Linked DNA regions of Homo sapiens: all the other regions are linked to region 2. Evidence: chromatin contacts called from ENCODE Hi-C or POLR2A ChIA-PET data. All regions are on one chromosome and are shown on one strand. Each heading gives the region's core, a stretch centred on a gene start or an enhancer-like site at or near the end of the contact. The rest is flanking DNA. Distances are from core to core; before and after follow the strand shown. Region 1 holds the start of TRIM62 (tripartite motif containing 62). Region 2 holds the start of PEF1-AS1 (PEF1 and COL16A1 antisense RNA 1). Region 3 holds the start of YARS1 (tyrosyl-tRNA synthetase 1).

Evidence for each region. Hi-C counts contacts between places; a loop is a spot of excess contacts on that map. ChIA-PET counts read pairs that join two places held with the same protein, here RNA polymerase II (POLR2A). Pooled maps may share reads with other maps.
Region 1: a map of CD4-positive, alpha-beta T cell shows a loop between it and region 2 (4-fold over the local background). The contact joins the promoter of TRIM62 here to the promoter of PEF1-AS1 in region 2. A Hi-C loop is called at or near these places in 1 of 168 maps with a recorded cell type or tissue (CD4-positive, alpha-beta T cell) and 8 of 50 pooled maps. POLR2A ChIA-PET finds 5 or more read pairs at or near these places in 1 of 52 experiments (CD4-positive, alpha-beta T cell).
Region 3: a map of CD4-positive, alpha-beta T cell shows a loop between it and region 2 (8-fold over the local background). The contact joins the promoter of YARS1 here to the promoter of PEF1-AS1 in region 2. A Hi-C loop is called at or near these places in 3 of 168 maps with a recorded cell type or tissue (B cell, CD4-positive, alpha-beta T cell and naive thymus-derived CD4-positive, alpha-beta T cell) and 11 of 50 pooled maps.

What each region holds. Positions count from the first base shown.
Region 1 is chr1:33,179,689-33,183,398 of GRCh38, reverse strand. It overlaps TRIM62 (tripartite motif containing 62), which reads left to right and starts at 1,356. Exons shown (of 5, transcript NM_018207.3): 1 at 1,356-2,374. The coding sequence starts at 1,967. It also overlaps a transcript of ZNF362 not described here. RefSeq lists silencers at 1,182-1,491, 1,722-1,791, 2,382-2,581 and an enhancer at 2,664-2,833.
Region 2 is chr1:31,641,591-31,645,581 of GRCh38, reverse strand. It overlaps PEF1-AS1 (PEF1 and COL16A1 antisense RNA 1), which reads right to left and starts at 1,446. Exons shown (of 6, transcript NR_184313.1): 1 at 1,286-1,446; 2 at 736-870. It overlaps PEF1 (penta-EF-hand domain containing 1), which reads left to right and starts at 706. Exons shown (of 5, transcript NM_012392.4): 1 at 706-741. The coding sequence starts at 718. RefSeq lists enhancers at 237-576, 817-886, 206-976.
Region 3 is chr1:32,815,874-32,819,975 of GRCh38, reverse strand. It overlaps YARS1 (tyrosyl-tRNA synthetase 1), which reads left to right and starts at 2,618. Exons shown (of 13, transcript NM_003680.4): 1 at 2,618-2,788. The coding sequence starts at 2,732. It overlaps S100PBP (S100P binding protein), which reads right to left and starts at 2,323. Exons shown (of 7, transcript NM_022753.4): 1 at 2,287-2,323. RefSeq lists enhancers at 1,367-1,476, 1,910-2,079, 2,447-2,756, 2,505-3,004, 3,005-3,506 and 2 more.

The DNA of each region.
Region 1 (3,710 bases), core at 107-2,606, 1.5 Mb before region 2:
CTCGCAATGATGGAGATTCTGGGCCAGATGAGGGTGTGATGGAGAAAGTGTTAACCATAGAGAACTAAACTGAGAGCTTTTTCATAAACTGTACCTCAATAAAGTTTAACACCAATGAAGATATTTCTGGAGGAGGCAGAAACTGGTAGCCACCCTCTATGGCTCATTTCCCTCACCCCCGTATCCAACCATCACCAAATGTCACCGTGTCTGTACTTGCAATACCCTAGTCTTCTCTCCTTACCCACTGCTGAGGCCCCAGTTCGGGTCTCACCTCCTGCAGGCACGATGACAACAGCACCTTAGGGGTGCCCAGTCTTTCCTTCCTCCTGCAACCCAGGGCGTTGATGCGGTTATTCAGCTACACACCTTTACTGTGTGCTGAGTGCTGTGCATCCGCAGACACATTGGAAAAGCTCCCTGTCTTCTTCACCTTGCAGATGGTATAATGATTATCTCCAAGACTTCCTGAAACCCAATCGGACCAGGTCATTCCCTTGCCTGAAAGCCCCATGCCTTCAAGAAATTCTTTACCATGACCCACAATGCCCTCCAGCCCACCCAGGCTCCTTCTCCACCCCACCCCCAACAGTACAGAATTACTAGCACTTCCTTCACTGCGCCCTCCCCTTTCACGCCTCTATGCTTTTGCACAGGCTGTCTCCTCTGCCTAGAAATCCCTTATCCCCTCTCCATCTGGCACACAAGACAAGTTCTCCTATTACTTTTTCTCCCTCTCTCCTGCTCCACCCCTCACCGCCTTACACACACACACACACACACACACACACACACACAAATACAGCACTCCAGAATTGTTTGCCAATGGAGGCAGCCTCCGGGGCCAGATGTTAGCCAGGGCTTTCCAAACTTCTCCCCAAGCACTCCTTAAGAAAGTGAAGAGGAAATGGGACCCCAGGGCTTAGGAGTGTGAGGGCCTTGAACTCGCTCTAAGCAAGCAGGGCATTTCAAGAGTTTTATCTTTATATTTTATGCAGAAGTTGTATTCCAAATATATTCTTGTTCGTTTTAATACAAAATATGATTTTTTCTACATCTTCAAATCGATGATCCAGAAAGATGCTCCTTGTTTATTTGTTGTGCTCTCAAATTAGCTGCTCCGCCTCGCCGCGGGGACCCTAAGCGAGACCTGGATGCAGTTCCAAGTACACACCCCGAAGGAACAGCTGGGCTTCGCTTCCCTGGGAGCTGGAGGATGGTGGGGGTGGGGCGGGGTCAACCGGCTGGTGGCCCCGCCCCTCCCCCGCCCGCTGCGGGGGCGGAGTTGCTTGGGTCCCGCCCACGGGGGCGGGGAGGCAGCCGCGGCCACCGGCAGCTCGGATTCGGCTGGTTCCGGGTTGAGAGGCTGCGCTGGACCGAAGCGGTGGCTGCTAAGCTCGCGGGGGTAAGGGGTCGCGCTGGGCCAGGGTTTGGGGCCGGGATCCGGCAGCTGAGCGGGCCGGCACCCCTCCTCTTCTCTGCCGGTCACAGCCAATGTACGGCTCGGCCTGGCTGCCCCCTCCCCCAGGATTCCCCATCCCCAGCTTCTCGCCCTCCCCGCACCGCCCCCACCCCGGGATTTCGACCCCCTTAAGGGCTCCACCCCGCTCCGGGATCCCCTTCTCCCAGCTCCTATCCCTTAGGACTGCCCCGCCCCCTAGAACCTCCCCGTCAGGATCTCCGTCCCTCAGCCGCTCACAGCCTCCTCCCAGCGCCCATCGCCTTGAGCTGCCCACTACCTCTAGACTGCCCTCCCGGGCTGGCGTCCCACGGAGTCTCAGCCGCGCACCCCTTCCTCGCGTTACCCTCCTTCCGGACAGCACCCCCTCCCTTCTCCGGTAGCTCCTACCCCTGCCTGTGCGGGCCTCGTCCCCGCGCCCAGCCCTCGGTGCTGCCTCCGACAGCGCCGCGCTCTCTCAGCCGCCCCCCTGCCCCTCGGGCCCCCCTCTCTGCTGCCCCTGGCGCCATGGCGTGCAGCCTCAAGGACGAGCTGCTGTGCTCCATCTGCCTGAGCATCTACCAGGACCCGGTGAGCCTGGGCTGCGAGCATTACTTCTGCCGCCGCTGCATCACGGAGCACTGGGTGCGGCAGGAGGCGCAGGGCGCCCGCGACTGCCCCGAGTGCCGGCGCACGTTCGCCGAGCCCGCGCTGGCGCCCAGCCTCAAGCTGGCCAACATCGTGGAGCGCTACAGCTCCTTCCCGCTGGACGCCATCCTCAACGCGCGCCGCGCCGCGCGACCCTGCCAGGCGCACGACAAGGTCAAGCTCTTCTGCCTCACGGACCGCGCGCTTCTCTGCTTCTTCTGCGACGAGCCTGCACTGCACGAGCAGCATCAGGTCACCGGCATCGACGACGCCTTCGACGAGCTGCAGGTGCGCTACCCGGCCTGCCTGGGGAAGGGGCGGGGCCGGGCTGGAGGTGGGGCCGGGCGGGGGGTGGGGTCAGGGCTGGACCGCGGGCCAGGCCCAGTCAGAATGGTCCTGGGGCGGGGCCGCCAGCAAGGTCAGGGCCCTATCAGGAGTAACGCGGGGCAGGGAGGGGCGGGGCCGCCGCATGGCGGGGCCGTGGGGGCGGGGCCTTGGGCAGTCCGGACCCTGAGGGATCTGAGACAGACCTGGAGTACCGGCTGGTCCGCGGTTAGGGAGAAGTCGGGGATGCGGATGGGATGGCGGAAACAAGTGAGATCAGAACTGGACCAGATACTGGGCTGGGGCAGGGTTGTGGACGAACCGGAATCAGAGTTGGGCAAAGGCAGGGCCACTGTCAGACTGAGGGCGAGGTCGCGAGGATGGGTCTGTATTAAACCGGGTAGCTGAGCTCTGGCAGGCTGGGGGTTCTGTGGGGGCGGAGACCGGATCAGATGTGCATCAGGACTAAGAGGAGTACGGGGGCTAGAATGTGCTGGACAGGTGAGGGTGAAACCTAATAGAGTGGTATAAGTTAGGGTGCCAAAGTGCTGAGAGGGCAGGTTTGAGTACCGAGGGTTAGGCCAAGGTGTATGAGGGGTTAAGACTGAGATCAGGTCCGGATACTCTACAACAAGTTTAGATTTAAGCCAGAGTAGAGGCCAGGTTGAGTGGGGCCAGGACTTAAAGGTAAAGATTTGGAGAATAAGGCCCAGATGTAAGGTGATTCAAGAAGGGAGGGGCTAGACCTCTAGGAGTCTCTAGAGGTTTTTGATGACCTCTTTGGCTCTGTCCCCCACATCAGGACTTTTGAAGACTAAGTGAAACGGTACATGCAGAGTGACCTGAGCATAGTTGGCATAGAACTCTAATCGGTCTCCCTTAAGACTTCCTGTCTTCACTGACAAACTCCTACTCAACTTTTATTGAGCCTTGCTCAAATATCCTCTCCGTGAAGCCTTCTCCAAGTTCCACTGGTCAAACAAACAAACAAACAAACAAAAACATTAGAACTGCATTTCCCCAAATGCTCTCTATTAATAAGTGTGGGAAATATAGTATATTTTTTATACCCACCCCCTTGGAGAATTTTCAGTGTGCATTTGCATATTAAAAGCTTAGAGAAATTTTGTTGCAAATAAATCTATTTTACTGTGTTTAATAAAATGGTTCCCAAGCTTACTTGGGCCTGGAATCCTTTTTTCAAGCTAAATCACTTAAATCCAGCAGCCCCATGTACCTGGCTTTGGGATACTAGTCGAGCACGTAGTTCTCCAAGGCCAGAGACAGAATCTTATTTCTC
Region 2 (3,991 bases), core at 197-2,696:
CATCCATTGACCCCGGTTCTAGGCGACCCACTGTGAGCTAGGGCAAGGCAACTGCCTCTCTGCACCTCAGTTTCCCCATTTATGAAGAAAGAGGCACTAGATAATTCAATTTTCCTCCAACTCTAATGATCTGGGGTTTTTTTCTCCAAAGACCACAGATCTGTATCCCACTACAAGGGTACTAACTGGTACCCAGTACCTTGACATTAGAGGAGTAATTCCGCCATCGCCTCTCCCTACCGGGAAGAGTCGGTCGGTTCCCCGTTGTCAGGGCAACCGCCTGGCCACCGCCCCTCGTCTCCTTTCCCGCGGCTCATCTGCGGAAACTCAGGAGCTACTCCAGCAATTACGTCACTATCATGCGTCCCATTTGCCAGGTTATAACATGGCTACCGCAGCAACACCCCACCCAGGCTTCTCACTAAATTTCCCAACCTGACCACCTCTTCGGCCCACTCCACCTCAGGAAAAGGAGGAACATTAGCGCTGGTACAGCCGCCAAGACTTCCGGAAGCTCCATCAATCACTTAGCTCCCCTGGTCTCTCGGGTAGGCATCCGCCCACCGCCCCCATCGTCACTTCCGTCGGCCGACAGCACCCAAGATTGACAGGCGCGGACGTCCAATCAGATGCGGGCCCAGCCCCAAAGCCGAGACGAGGGGCGGGTTTGAGAGCGGAAAGCCCCACCCCTTGCCTGAGTGTGACGTCAGAATCACCATGGCCAGCTATCCTTACCGGCAGGTGAGTGTGTGAGGGGCCCGCGAATCCAGGTAGCGGCGGTGCCAGGCGCAGGCCCGACGTCCCCCTGCTCTTTCTCCCCGCTTTCTCCGCGCCCTTCCCACGATGGGTTCGCTTCAGCGAGGCCTTGCGCTGTAGAGAACCGAAAAGGGACCGTCGGTCGCGCCCTGCTCACGTCATGAAGGACCGCACATTCGCGAGGTCGTGTCGCGCCCCCTTGACGTCGCTCACTCGAGGATTTGGGGACCTTGGACCCCACAGGTCCAGGCTGGCGCTGGCCTGGGCTCCACAGCCTCCCAAGGCCCTCATGGGGGCCTTGGGCGGGGGCATCAGCCATGACCGGAGGTTTAGAGTTCTGGTTCCGCCGATCTCATTTGGGGCGTCGGATAAAAATCCAGGCTTCCGGACCCACCCCACACTGCATCAGAGTCATCAGGAAACTCTGGTTGTAGCAGGCGCCACAAGTGAGCTGGTTTGACCACTGACTTAGTTCAACACCGCCATTTCGCGTGTAGAAAAGTGAACCCCGAGAAGACACAGAACTTACCTGAAGTCACCAGGCAGTTAGGCAGCAGGGCCGAGGTCAGAACCCGGGCTATCTTCAGATGCCTCTTCCCCAGCGTATCTTGATTCAGTCAGGAATACCGCAGCAAGGTGATTCTGTGGCCAGAATTCTTTGTTGGGTGATAGTAGGGTGTTGAAGTGCACTTTGGTGTCAGAGGTAGGTTCATATCTTAGCTCTACCACCTAAATAGTTGTGAGCCCTTGAGCAAGCTGTTTTGCCTTTCTGAGTCCAAGTTTCCGCCTGTAAAATAGGGCCGAATAATAGGATCTGCCTCATAAAGCTGTTGTGGAGAGTCAGGAGGTGATGCTTACGAAGCGTTTGGTACATAGTGAGGTGTAACATGTGTTGCCCTTTAGCATTTTGATTTTTAGTAGACTTCTAAAAGGCCAGTGCCCGGAGGGTCCTCAAAATAGAGCCCTCATTTTACAGAGGAGGAAATGAAGCCCACAGAGGGCTGCGATCACACAGTTATTTAGGAGATGAAATCCATAAACGAAATGTGGGAAAACAAGATCAATTGGTATATTACACAGTGCTCAACTGAGTTTAGTCACAGGCCAAAAGATGTAACAGTCCTTCCAGGGAGTGCAGTCTTGTGCGGGTTACACAGTGTTTGGACCTCCATTATCCTAATCATGAAGTCCCTATCGGCATGCAGGTATTATTACCCCTAATTAACTGCTGAGGAGCAAACCCAAAGAGGTTAAGTGGCTTCCCAAAAGTCACACGTAGTAAGTGAGGGTGAGGCCATGACCAGAGCTTAGGACTTCTCTTATTGCATCCTTAGAGAGAGGTAGGAAAGAGAGAGGCCAGTGCGGGCTGGAGTTAGGAAGTGTAGCATAGCAGTTGCTTCCTAAAGTCCATTCCATTTGCTGAGTCTTGGGAGGTTTTAATAGATATTGTTAATATAGGAGGATTCTGTAGTTAACTAAAGTTTTGGAAATACTCTTAAGTATAGCTGAATAAGTTTATTGACCACAAGCTATTTCAGAATCCTTAATTTGCTAATGTACATTGTAAATCATCCAGAAAGGAATATAATATGCAGTATTTCTTAAACATATCTAACCATAGAAACTCCGCCTCCCGGCTTTCTTTTCAGATGTCTGGTCACTTTTTTGACTCTAGTATTTCTGAGGAACACAGGCTGAAAAAACATTCATAGCGCCTTGTTTCCCAGTGGCTGGTCTTCTGCCTCAGAATCAGCTGAGAGCTTGTTTAAGAAAGCACACTTTTGGGTCCCACTTCAGACCTGTTCTGTACCCAGGAATCTACATGCTAATAAGCATTAGGGACAATTGGTGTGCATCCTAAAAGCAGTGACAGGTTAGAGAGAACTGTGCTAGAATTCTAGCTGTATTACTTAATAGTTATATACCCCTGGACAAACTAAGGGCTCTGAGCCTCAGCTTCCTCACCTGTATAAAGGGAGAAATAATACCTGTGAAAAGGGCTAAAATGAGGTTAAAATGCAGGGAGCCTGGCGTGTTGCTAGTGCCTAGTACATGCCAGTGTCTGGTGGCAGCTCTTGCTGCCGTGACTGCTCTCATGATGCCATGCTGCCTGGGCTATTCCTGGAGTGAAATACTGAAAAGGAGCACAGAGAGAAGAGTCTGGAATAGAAAAAGAAATGTTGTTTTTTTTTCCTACCATACCCTTGTCCGCCTCCTGGTCTCAGGTGTTCTAAGAAAGGAAACGAGTTGTTTTAAAGCATCTCAGTCAGTGCTGCCTCCCCTCCACCCACTACATAGCTTTGGAGGATTCCAGCCTATTGTTAGGAGTCAGAATTCCTGTAATTTTCCACTGCTTCCAGTCCAGGGTACCCAAGCAGGGACTGGGTATTGGAGTAGTAAAATTCAAGCACCCTTTGGTCCTATGGGGGAACGAGCTTGGTGGATTTCAGTGCTTAAGAGCTTAGTTTTTGAGGCCAGAGAGAGTTGATTTCAAATCCCTGCTTTGTCACTCCCTTGCAGAAGTTTGTTGCAAAAGTCTGAGACTCAGTTTTCCCTTTTTTGAAAAAAATTTTTTATTTATTTGTTTATTTTTAAGACAGAGTCTTGCTCTGTCGCCCAGGCTGGAGTGCAATGGCACAATCTTGGCTCACTGCAACCTCCGTCTCCCGGGTTCAAGCAGTTCTCCTGCCTCAGCCTCCCAAGTAGCTGGAATTACAGGCGCACGCCACCACACCTGGCTAATTTTTTGTATTTTTAGTAGAGACGGGGTTTCGCCATGTTGGCCAGGCTGGTCTCAAACTCCTAACCTCAGGTGATCCACCTGCCTCAGCCTCCCACAGTGTTGGGATTACAGGCGTGAGCCACCACGCCTGGACTAGTTTTCCCTTCTTTAGAATGGGGTCATAATAGTATCTACCTCAGAATTACTCTAAAGATTAAATGAGAAAATCCACGTAAAGTGCTAGGTATGGTGTTGGGCATGTAGAATACTCCAAGTGGAGGAGTAATGCAGTTATGCAGATTGAAGAGGCAATGTGATAAGTATTCAATGGGAGTAAGTGTAAGGTACAGCACGGGAGAGTGAGATACCTAACTCAGTCTAGGGGTGCATTTTTAAAAGAGGTGATATTTAAGCCAACAACTGAATCACTGGTAGAAATTAGCTGAGTGAAGAAAGGAATGCTATTCCAGCAGAGGAAATAGCTGCACAAAGCCCATGAAGCAGGTAAGACAG
Region 3 (4,102 bases), core at 1,369-3,868, 1.2 Mb before region 2:
AAATTAATGTTCACTGAACTATCCTTTATAGAGGTACTGGACCTCAGCAATTCACTTCAAGTCTCTGAACTTCAATACAGATGAGAACATGCATCTAAAAAGGGGGTAAATACTGTTAACTTCAAACACAGATTATCATGAGAAAAAATAGGATGTTTATGAAAGTACTCTAAACCTAAAAGTTCTATACTAAAAAAACATGGTATTTAATGAATGTGCAAGGGGGGAAATCCTCATATAAAACTGAAGTTCTTCAGTGAAATTCCAAAGACAGCCTTACTTATTACTTCTCTGTCAAAAGAAGGCTTGCTTACTTCTCTGTCTACCATCTACCACCTTTCTTAGCACTTGTCTGGTAACCTCCACTTAAAATATGGGGACCCCTTTATTTTTTTATTTTATTTTTATTTTTGAGACAGGGTCTCACTCAATCACCCAGGCTGAAATGCAGTGGCGTGATCTGGGCTCACTGCAACCTCTGCCTCCCAGTTTCAAGCGATTCTCATGCCACAGCCTCCCAGTAGCTGGGATTACAGGCGTCCACCATGCTAGGCTAATTTTTGTATTTACAGTAGAGATGGGGTTTTGCTATGTTGGCCAGTCTAGTCTTGAACTCCTGGCCTCAAGCAATCCTCCGGCCTCGGCCTCCCCAAGTGCTGGGATTACAGGCGTGAGCCACCATGTCTGGCCATATCCCTTCATTTTTAAGGGAAGAATATTTTTCCGATCTTCTAATTCTATTTCTTAGTTCCTCTACACCCCATCCTTTCTGTGACCCCATTCTGTCCTTCCACATCTCTCTCACCTGTCCACCCCCTTCTTCACACTTCAGTTTACCACCCCCTCTCTGTTCTCGAACCTCCTGGTTGCAACCTCAGAAACTGGTTCCCTTTCTATTTTTATCTCACCTCAGAAAACCTACTGCCTTCGAGCACAAAGCCTTACTTTATTGAGGCCACTAAAACTGCAACACCAGATGCAAGCCCACATCCTCTTTCAAGCTCTAAAGTCAAGACCATTACCAAGCAGGGTCTGACAGGTACAGCCAAGAGCAGAGATTATTTCCAGTGGACAAGACTTCCCCCTGGCCTTTGATTTCCAACCTTTCCCAAATGCAATACATGTGAAGCACACAGCACGAAACGCACTCAGCAGGCTTTATCACTCCATAAAAAATAGGCACAACATTTACAAAAAATCAAAAAGAACTGAAATTATCTGTAACAGTTTTGCAAATTCCTTCGAAGTAACTAAAAACACTGCAGGACGGAAAAAACAACCCAGGGCTGCAAATCTTTGCTTTAGGTAACATTTCACTAGATGAGGGTGCCAGGATTCTCCTCCCACATGGACACAGAGAACAGATGCGCTAAGCTGCAGCAACAGGTTTCTTTTCAAAAAGAAAATGTGCTTTAAAACACTTCAGGCAGGTCTGGTAGAGCTTGGAGTCCCTAATAAATACACAAAACACCGGAGATCAGGTTAGGGCAGGCCGTGGGCAATTCAACCACTTCTAGGACCTTTCCAGGGCCCACTGAGGTAATAACTGCTTTCCCTCTTGCCCTGGAAGTAACTGGTGACGCCGCCTCCAGCCCTTGAGGAGCCGGAGAAAGGGTGGCCCAGGCCCAACCTTTGGAGGATACTGCCTTGGCTCTCTCTCACAAATGCAACGGCCCGGGACGGTGTCGCCTTCCAGGAAGGGCCTTTGCGTCTCCCTCCCCCGGGGACACCGCGAATTCCCGCCTCCCGGCGGAAAGCGGGAGAAGCGAGAGTTTTCTCCCCGCCCCTCCCCCAGTAGGGGCAAACCCGCCCCTCAGCAGGCCTGTGCTGTGCGCTCCTCTCCCGGGGACCACCGTCCTCAGATCTCCCCAGGGAATGGGTCGTCCTCTTCCTGCCCCCACCCGCGAGACGCGGCAGAAAAGCCCGCGGCTATCTTCCCGCCAGCAACAGCCTCCCGCCGAGCCGGCCGGGACAGAGGCGGCCCCCACCCCCACTGGGCAGGGGACTGCAGACGGCGCTCCCCGACTCTCAAGACGACCAGGGAGCTTCCCTTTTCCTCAGCGGGGTGAGGGGCATCTGTCGCCCGCCGACTTGGAGGTGGAGGGGCAGGGACATTCCCTCGCCATCACCTCAGGAGCTAGAACGCGCCCTTCTCGCAGCAGGGCGTGGGCCTCCCAATCCCTCCAAGGGGCGGACGGCGTGCGCAACCCCCTGGAGAAGCAACAGGCGCCCCCATCCCCCTCCAAGCCGGGTAACGCCGACCCCCTCGTCCCTCCCGCTCTTCACCTCCGGAAGCCGGGCCAAAGCCTGGGCGAACGACTGCGCCTCACTCCGCCCCCTGCGCCATTTTATCGCCCCCTCCCCGACCTCCCCTACCCCGAGTCAGCCGGGCCAACACCAGGGGGAGGGCAAACCAGCAGTGATTGGCAGGAAACCGTCCCGCCTCTAGGAGGGTTGTGCCCCGCTCAGGCGCCTCAGCCCCGCCCTCCGCACCGCCCACCGTGCCCACTGGCTCCACCTTTTCCCGTCTCATCGACCTGCTCGACTCTCTGCTGCTCCTCACTTTTTCCGGCCGCTGCCGGAGGGGTCCAGGCCGAGTAAGCGGAGCGCCGAGCCCAGCTGATGCAACCTGGCTGGACTCGCGTGACAGTTCCCGGCACGCGGCGGCGACGGTGACCCAGGAAGGGGCTCTGGTGCCGGGCTGAGCGGGGGAAGCAGGGGTAGCGGAGCCATGGGGGACGCTCCCAGCCCTGAAGAGAAACTGCACCTTATCACCCGGAACCTGCAGGTCAGGCCTGGGGGTTGGAAATGCGCCGTTGGGGATTAGGAGCCCGAGGTTCAGTGATTTTGAGCCCCATTACGGGGTTCTAAGTATGTGGGGCCGGGGACTCGGCGCTGGCGCAGCTCTGAGAGAGCCTGTAGATCTCACTGCTGGTCGGTCAGTCAATCAAGCAGCCCTTCCCTGGGTTCCCCAGAAATCACAGTGGGCTCACCTCTTGCGTCCAGTTGTCTTGTGTTGGAGCCAAACTTTGAATCCAGGACTCCCATTCCACCCCCCTATTAAGTGCCAGACGTGGTGCTTAGTCGCTGGGGATACGTCAAGGGCCTGCCAGAGCTTGTCTGAAGGGGATCAGACGTTAAAAATGACCCATTACGGTTCAAGTAAGTACTGGAAGATGCTATACTGGGAGCTTTAAAGGGAAAGAGAGAAGGGAAGGCTTCCCTGAGGAAGTGACCTCCAAACTGCGCCTTGAAGGAAATGGATCCCCCCCCCTCACTCCACAAATGTTCCGTTTGTTACCAAGAACTACAGGAGTAGAAGTGAACCAGAGGAAGAATGGAAGAATAAGGAGGGAGAGCATTTCAGATGGAGGAAACAGAAATTGTGGCAAATTTAGCTGGAGTGGAGTGAGCAAAGTTATGAGGAAGCACTTAAATATTTATATTGCTTACCCCTTAACTTTTTCAGGCTTCTGACTGTTGTCACCTTATCAGCGACGCATGATTTCCGACCACTTTATTTAAATAACAAACCCTCTGGCACCAGAACTGCCCCATACCTTGCTCTGCCTTTTTTTTGTTATTGTTTCTACATAGTATACATTTTATTTATTTGTTTAAGAGAGGTAGGCAGGGACCAAGTCACGGGAGCCTTGCAGGCCTTATTCTGTTCAATTTTAAATTGGGCTTCCTTCTAAGAGTAGTGATAAATCAGTTGGGCCACACAGCCTGTTCTGTTTTTTCTTTTTAGAGATGTACTTCACATACTATAAAATTCACCCTTTTAAAGTGCACAATTCAGTGGGTTTTAGTATGTTCACAAGGTTGTGCAACCATCACACTATCTTTTTTTTTTTTTTTTTTTTTGAGGCGGAGTCTCGCTCTGTCGCCCAGGCTGGAGTGCAGTGGCCCAATCTCGGCTCATTGCAACCTCCGCCTCCCAGGTTCACGCCATTCTCCTGCCTCAGCCTCCCGAGTAGCTGGGACTACAGGTGACCGCCCCCACGCCCGGCTAATTTTTTGTATTTTTAGTAGAGACGGGGTTTCACCGTGTTAGCCAGGGTGGTCTCGATCTCCTGACCTCGTGATCCACCCTCCTTGG